3 separate regions of the Homo sapiens genome follow, and all the other regions are linked to region 2. The links are chromatin loops, found by intact Hi-C in ENCODE. Cell type or tissue: heart left ventricle. All regions are shown on one strand.

Region 1 (2,500 bases), 72 kb before region 2:
AGGTTGCAGTGAGCCGAGATCATGCCACTGCCCTCCAGCCTGGGAGACAGAGTGAGACCCTGTCCCAAGAAAACCAAAAAGATGACAAATTCAAAGTTCCTGGCACATAATACATGCTGTAGATGGTAATCATTACTAGTATGATCAAAGTAAATGGCAGCTAGAGGGAAGATGTGACCCAGAACCCCTGGAGCCTGGTCTGGCCATGAAAAGAGTTTGATCAAATATACAAATGTGAGCAGCAGGGATTTCCATCTGCAATCTTTGAGCCATGGCTGGAAGACAAGTTCAGACGCCCTCTTGCCCATAAGTGGGATCAACATCTCCATGGCAGGTCTTTTCAGTGCGATATTTCAATACGAAAGACAGAGACAAAGTTTCCAAAAAGAACCATCGGGCAACAGGGAGTTTAGTTCATAAGAGATTTATCAGAGATTTCTGTGGTTGTGTGGATGATTGGTTTGCTGCAGAGTGATATATTTAGGCTTTTTCTCACATCTTTCTCTACTCTAAAGTCCCTTCAGAGATTCCTTATGACTTTATAATGCTAATCCTTTCAAAAATTTTTGAAAAATTTGACAGGTTTTATATAAGTGTGCATGTATGTGTATATATGCATGTAAACATACAATTTTTAGAAGCCTAGAAGTTGCATAAATATTCTGTATTCCCATTCCTAGCATCCTCCTGTTACCAGATGTACTGATGGCATATTGCTTTCCAATGGGATTCTGCACAACTGACAATGGTAATCCTAGGATTATGAACCAAGAACATGAAAACTCAAGTGTGAAGAGGTGGGTTTTTCAAAAGGTGTGAAAACCTACTGCCTATTTGCCCCCCCAAAATCCCCCCAAAACATTTGAGAGTAGAAAGAAGTCTTCTTTCACTCTGTAATTTGCATTTTCTCTCCTTCCAATCTGACCATCGTATTTTCATTAATTTCATTTTACATTTTATCCTCAGATATATACTTCTTCACATCTTTATCTTCCCTCTTCCTCCAGTTAGTTCTGACACTCATTCAATCTTTACTCTCTCCACTCTCTCACCTTTCTGCTTTCTCCATCAATAATGCAGTTAATGGAAATTATCTAACATTTGTCACAAAGAGGCAACAGGTCCCTGGAAGTATTTAATAGCAGATAATTCTGGCAAAGCCCCAATACCAATAAAGCTAGAGGTCTGCTTTGCCCAAATTTGGCATTTCACTCCCCAAAGTTGCCTAAGGAAGTTGTCAATCACTTTCCCATTTATTAACATCATACAGAAGCACACTGGAAGGAAGCCTGGCCTGGCTGAAACAGCAGAGTTTATTCCCACCATCAACCTCTATAGCACGCTGTTTCTAACTTTCCTCTCTCTCTAGTCAGCCCCACTTCTTGAAATTTAATCTAAATTGCTCAATTTCTTTGAAGCTCCTGAAACATTAAACAAGCAACTCACAACATTTTGGAGGTTCCCCCCCTCTCTCAGTGATTCGTTTGCTGTAATTTCCCTAGAAATCCCTTAAGCCCTGAATTTATAGACCTAGAGATAGGGACAGGAGAAAGGATAGAGCTAGTATGGAGATATGACTTAGAGTGACATTGATTTGCTTTGATAATTGGGGGGGTTGGAGAGCTCTCAGGGAGGATATGTCTGTCCTCTCTCCTTTGCCTGTGTCTGGAAGGGCTCAGGCTGTCCTTCCCCTCTCTTCCCTGCTTCCCCTAACTCAGCCCTGCTTGGGTCCAGTTAACTCAGCCCTGCTTGGGTCCAGCCCTGCTTGGGTCCACCCTTAGACATTCACCTTGGATGATTAAAGGCCTGAAAAATCACAGTCAAGTCATAACAAACCCATTCTGCAGAAAAGAGGGGAAAGGGTGAAGAAGGCTACGCGAGTTTGGTTGTGTGACGCTCTGCCCACCAGCAGGTAAACAGAATGGGGTACTGAGAGCAGAAAGCTGAATGGGAAAACCAATAATTGAGGCTGTCAATAGTGGAAACACAGAATATGCCTTTCCAATGGCTCTGCTTTCGTCTAAATCCTGCCCTTCCCTAGGCCTGTGCCCACCGCCTCCCCACACCTTTCCCAAAGACCTCAGGCCCGGGGCTGCCCCTCCTGTGGCGCCAGTGGAGGGAATTTTGTACCATTCATTATCATTTTTTATCCAAGTAACCTGACTCCTCAACCAAAATGTATTTGTGAGTCCCTTGCCACATACTGCTACTCAATCAATATTTATTTTACTATGATGAGCACACAAAGATGATTCTGATTCCTATGCTGATGACGGCCTCACTCAAGTGCCACTTCACAAGTGAAGCCTTTCCTGACTCCTACTGTAGAATTTTGGAGCCAGAAAGGCGCGGAGAGATTCTTGAGCCCTCTATCCCTTCTCTCAACTACCATTACCTGCTTCTCAAACTGGTTCTTGTCTCCCCAGTCTGATCATAAATTCCTCGAGGGTGAGAACCTTTCCTTGCCCCAATCTAAACGTGACAGGGAAGAGGGGTGATA
Region 2 (2,500 bases):
ATGTTCCATGTCTCAATTTCCCACTCAGTAGAAAGTGCCGTATAGCAGAACCCAGTGTCCTTCACACACAGCAACTGCGTGTTTAAAGAGCCAGAGGTCTCCCGGGCCTTCCAACCAGGGTGACCCGTCTAACAAGTCCCATTCTATAAAGCAGGGGCTCATTTTAACTGTGTCATCCCATTAAAAACAGCAATGGTTCCGATACAAGTGTAGAATAAATGGGAATCGAACTTGGGAAAAAAGCCAGAGGCAAATAATTTTGTGACTGAAAAATACAGGGTACTAGAGATACCATCTCTGTTGCCTTTTCACATCCCTTGGAAAACTGTTTTTGCTCATGAATGAAAAAATTATTTTGCTTAACAAAGGAAGAAAGGAGGGGGAAAAGTGAAGGGAGGAAGGGAGGGGGGAGGTAGGTAGGGAGGGAGTGAGGCGAGGGAAGGAAGGGGAGAAGAAACATGGCCCGCTCCCAAAAGCAGCAGACCCATGTGAGCCACGTGGCCACTGAGCTGTATGTGTACGAGCCCCTTTATTTATCGTATCCTCTTGGAATGCTTTCAAAGCAAGAACATTACGCATGTGTAATATCCAGAAGTGAAAACAGACCCATTTGACATTGCTCTGCAAGTTTCTGCCCTAAATTAGACAGTGAATCAGAAGGTTACGTCTGCGGGTGGGTTGCAGAGAGAAAACAAAAAACCCTAGCACATGTGAGCACGTTGGAGAAAGATGGGAATCGAAGGCAAGCCTGTGTAAGGATCTTTTTTTCTCAAGTCAGGAAAGGCAGATCCAGGCGAGTCTTGTTTTACTGCAGTGCAGACAGCGACAATTCCAAACCGATAATGAAAGACCCTAAAATAGGCCCTATGTATCAGGCTGCCCTGTGTCCCTGGGAAAGAGCCATGTGTCAACTGGATGTCAACCCCAGCATTTTCTTACTGACCCACCTCCCTGACTTTTATCTCTGAGCATGCAGATAAGCACATATGACAGTCTCTAGAGATTATTTCTAAATATACCAACCCCTGTTTATACCAAAATGGGTTCCCTGACTGTCAGTTCTCCATGGGTGCAGGCAGACTCCCAAGAACAAGCCCTGGCACATCCGCTCCCAGGAGAAACCTGGGGCACAGCACAAGCCAGGACTCTGGGAACCTGGCTCCACTGTTCTACATCTGAGGTTGGGACAAGGACAAGTCCATGGTACTGACGCCACTTCTGTGAACATTCCTACCGGAGGTCAGGGCAGTATCCACAGGCTTGTTCTGCCAACCTATGGACTGCTATTTAAGCAAGCAAGAAAGATCTCAAAAGCCCAGCAACAAAGCCTCCAAATTAGACAGGAAATAACATAAACATGGCAAAGCGTTTTAGAAGCCAGAGCTCAGAAAACAAGCTGCCTACGTTCAAATTCCAGCTCTCCCATTCAATAGCTGTGTGACCTTGAGCAAATTAATGAGGCCCTGGGAACGTCAGGTTTCTTCTCTGTAAAATGGGTTTCCATAAATGTAAAATTTTCTCTAAAGTGTAAAATGTAAGAGGTCCCCACTTCATCAATGGGAGGGGAAGATTAAACAAGATAGAGTATGGGACACACTTAGATTAGTGCCCACCAGGAGCTGATGAGCAGGTCCCATGCCTGCACCCAGTGAGCGGCTGCCACCCCAGGAGTCAGGGCTCCATAAACAATGGTTATTTGTCTTCAGAATGGCCTCCCTATCATCCCTTGCAATCATCAAAGTCTCTGGCTGTAGAAACAAATCCAAATGGAGGCCTGGGCTAAGGAGAGCGGGGGTGAAAAGATGTTGGCTGTCATGGCTCTAAACTGTTTATAACTGAAGGAATGCATTAAGACACTCACACTCAGGGAACTGATTTATGTTAAGTAAATGGCCCTACATCCCTTGGACGTCTCCACTGGAGCTCCCTCCACAGCCCAGTCATTTAAACACATGGCTTGATCCGGGTCCCCATGTGGGTGTTGGCAGGTTGAAAGGCACTTCCAAAGCCAGCAGGCTCCAGAATGCCAAATATGGCCAAGCTCAGACCCCGCAAGGTAGACCACAGGGAGGCTCCCCACAGGTGCCAGAAGATGGGGAGGGGTGACTCAGATGGCATTAGCTGACAGCTTCAGGGTATGGATGGCTATGGGCTATTTTCATTTCCAAACAAAATTTTCCACCCTATAAACCCTAAAGTATTTTATCGAAGCAGGGGGGTCTAATTCATCCATTTGCTGCGGAAAGGGCAACATCTTCAGCAGGGAAGAGACAGCTATTTTGAGTCACGGCACTGGCAGTCTCCTCCCCCTGAGAGGGCCTATCAATAACAGTACTCCCTGGATGGAAATTTCCATCTCCCAGAGGAGACCCCAGAGGAGTCGCAACAAGTTCATGGTACAAAGGAAGAAGAGCAGGGCCAAGCCTGCACCTGCTCAGACTTGCCATTCAACTTTCGGCAAGTCAGATCATCTCCGAGCCTCAGTTTCCCCACCTGTATG
Region 3 (2,500 bases), 110 kb before region 2:
GGGCAGCTTACTCAACAGAAATGAACTTCCTGAAGGCTGGAAGTCCAAGATCAAGGTGCCAGCAGGGTGGATGTCTCATGAGGCCTCCCGCCATGGCTTGCAGTTGCCCCTCTTCTCCCCATGTCTTCACATGCTTTTCCTTCTATGTGTGTCTGTGTCCATGTGTGTCTGTGTCCAAGTTTCTTCTTTTTATAAATCCAATCATATTGGAGTAGGCCCACCCTAATGGTCTCATGCTAACTTAATCACCTCTTTAAAGACCCTGTCTCCAAATGCAGTCACATTCTAGAAGTACAGGAGACAGGGCTTCAACACATGAGTTTTGGGGGGACCCAACTCAGCCCATAGGATTTCAGCCAAGAGACAGGTGGGCTTCCGGGGTTAGGGCAAGGCCCTGAGGGCGTGGTGGGATATGGAGAGTAGACGGGGTGGGGAGCGGTGCAGGAAGTGCTCCAGGCTGGAGGAAGGACTGTCCCCTTCTCTCCTGCAGAACAACTCCTCCCCATTGTCTATCTCGCCTGCCTGCCACACATTCAAATAGAGAAGAATGTGGGCCACAGGTGAGGTGGGAGTGACAAAAGCCAGGGAAATAGGAACCCGAGAGAGACAACTTGGAGATGGCAGTGGGGACATTTGAACTCCTGCTGCTTGGCCACAGCATGGTGAATGAACTACAGCTGCGTTGAGTTGTAAAGCCCAGGAGCAATGAGCCACGCGGAGTAAGATTCCATGGCTGCCAGTAGGGCCTGTCCCCCCAAAAATATTAGCTCCACATGCCTTTCCTTAGGACTTTAACCCCAGTTCAATACTAAATGACTAAATACCCAGAGGTGGGGTCACATTTTAATTCACCATGAGCCCTTTAGATGTCAGTGCTAATGGGCATGTTTGGGGATAGCGGAAGTGGGATATATAAAGAGACTGCACCTCTGAGCAGGGTTGGAAAGCAAGGTTCTCTGCCTGCCTCTCCACGGCGCCTTGTTTGCCTGTCTTCCTCATTAGAACCTAAGTTCCGTGAGCCCAGGACTTAGCCTTGCTTCTCACTCTGCTTCCAGAGCCCATGACATGCCTAGAACATGGTTGACAAGCAAGAAATAGTTGTTGAACAGATAAATGAACAGGCTAATGAATAAACTATGTAGAAAGATACTTAAGCACTCGACAAGTTCATATTCTAGATGTAGCCTCATCAGAGAGGCAAACACATTCTTGGGTTGATGTGGTCTATGATCAGCCCTGCCAGGAACGACGAAGAAACATGTACCCTAACGTATTCACCGAAGACTCCAAACTAACACAAACTTATCTCAAATTATCAGGGAACCAGATCATCTACAGCAACCAGAAGCAGCTGTGAACCTCTGTCCCTGTAGTGGTAAACACAAGGGTATGGTCGGGAAGTCAGAGCTCCTCCTACAGTCCATGGAGCATCCTAGAAGATTTATAAGAATAAAGAAAGCAAGTTACAAAGCCGAGGCCTCGTGGCTTCAGAAGACACATTAAATAACAAGTCCCTTCGGCTGCTAAACACAGAGCCAGCATTCTCTTCCTGCCGGCTTTCAACACGCACACCTGAAAATCCTTCAGAACAACCGCAGCCCCAGCTCTGGTGCCTGCTTGCCTTGCCAAGAAATCAGAAGCTGCAGGCAGTGGGGGATGGGATGGAGAAAAGAGAGGAGATTCCTGCAGAAAAAGACTGGGCCAATTAGGAACAATTGCAAAAGCTTTCAGACCAGGCAGAGGCTGGCCCTCTCCTGCACATACCAGATCACTCTGTCTCCCTCTTCCACGTGGATGGATATAATTCATAACAGATTTTACGTTTACAGGAACCAGGCTGGAACATTTTCCACGCTGACTTTTCAGGCTGGTGACAACTAAGTATCTTAAGAACCTCTAGAGACAGAGCTGATGAGATACCGCTATTTCCTCAGCCACTGCCCTACCTGCTGGAGAGCCCCGTGACTAACCACCTGTTCCTATTTCCTGACCCACCTGGCGGGAAGGCAAGAGACGAGGGCAGAGCAGGGCTGGCCCTGGGGCCTTTCGCCTACCAAGCCCTCATTCTCCAGCCCCACTCTCTGTGCCCGCTAGCACATACCATGAGAGGATGCATCTTCATTTGTGTGGGACCGTGACATTCTGATGAAAGCCGGGGGGGGGTCTGTCCCCAGAAAAAGACGCAGACAACTTTTGTTGGTATATATTGTTAGCACGTCTTCAAACTGAACTATGCATCAGAATCACTGGGGAAACATTTCTGATTCCCGTGCAGCCCCTTCCCACACTTGTGGAAATAGAATCTCTAGAGAAGGCAGCCCAAACTTTGTGTTTAAGAGACCATTCCCGGTGCTTACCAGATCAGCGGGACACAGACCTATGAGCAGGTGTTAGGGAACCTCTGCATAGGGACTCATGCCCCTCAGGCGAAGGAGCTCTGTTCTCCTACAAGGTCAGGAAGGGAAGAAAACTTTCTTTTTTCTTTTTTTTTTTGAGCCAG

The links. A loop is a pair of places that touch in the nucleus more often than their neighbours do. Peaks named below come from ENCODE experiments on the same cell type or tissue, not always from the same donor. Only the 100,000 strongest peaks of a DNase experiment are listed, where the experiment ranks them.
Region 1: a loop joins it to region 2, with 2.7 times the contacts of the local background. A loop is called at or near these places in 8 of 110 quality-filtered maps.
Region 3: it touches region 2 in a loop (3-fold over the local background); 7 of 110 quality-filtered maps call a loop at or near these places.

Annotation. Positions count from the first base shown.
Region 1 is chr12:2,146,132-2,148,631 of GRCh38, reverse strand. All of the region lies in intron 3 of CACNA1C (calcium voltage-gated channel subunit alpha1 C), which reads right to left. All of the region lies in intron 1 of LOC107984131 (a long non-coding RNA gene), which reads right to left. Among named protein-coding and RNA genes, the nearest start is that of CACNA1C-AS4, 76 kb to the left of the region's middle. In heart left ventricle, no CTCF peak of the experiment used is centred here; no DNase peak of the experiment used is centred here.
Region 2 is chr12:2,074,420-2,076,919 of GRCh38, reverse strand. The region is part of intron 1 of CACNA1C (calcium voltage-gated channel subunit alpha1 C); the gene reads right to left. Among named protein-coding and RNA genes, the nearest start is that of CACNA1C, 23 kb to the right of the region's middle. In heart left ventricle, no CTCF peak of the experiment used is centred here; a DNase peak (open chromatin) is centred at 1,113; H3K4me3 peaks cover 460 bases; H3K27ac peaks cover 2,500 bases.
Region 3 is chr12:2,183,240-2,185,739 of GRCh38, reverse strand. The region is part of intron 3 of CACNA1C (calcium voltage-gated channel subunit alpha1 C); the gene reads right to left. Among named protein-coding and RNA genes, the nearest start is that of CACNA1C-AS4, 39 kb to the left of the region's middle. RefSeq lists an enhancer at 1,530-2,029. In heart left ventricle, a CTCF peak has its summit at 1,409; no DNase peak of the experiment used is centred here; H3K27ac peaks cover 703 bases.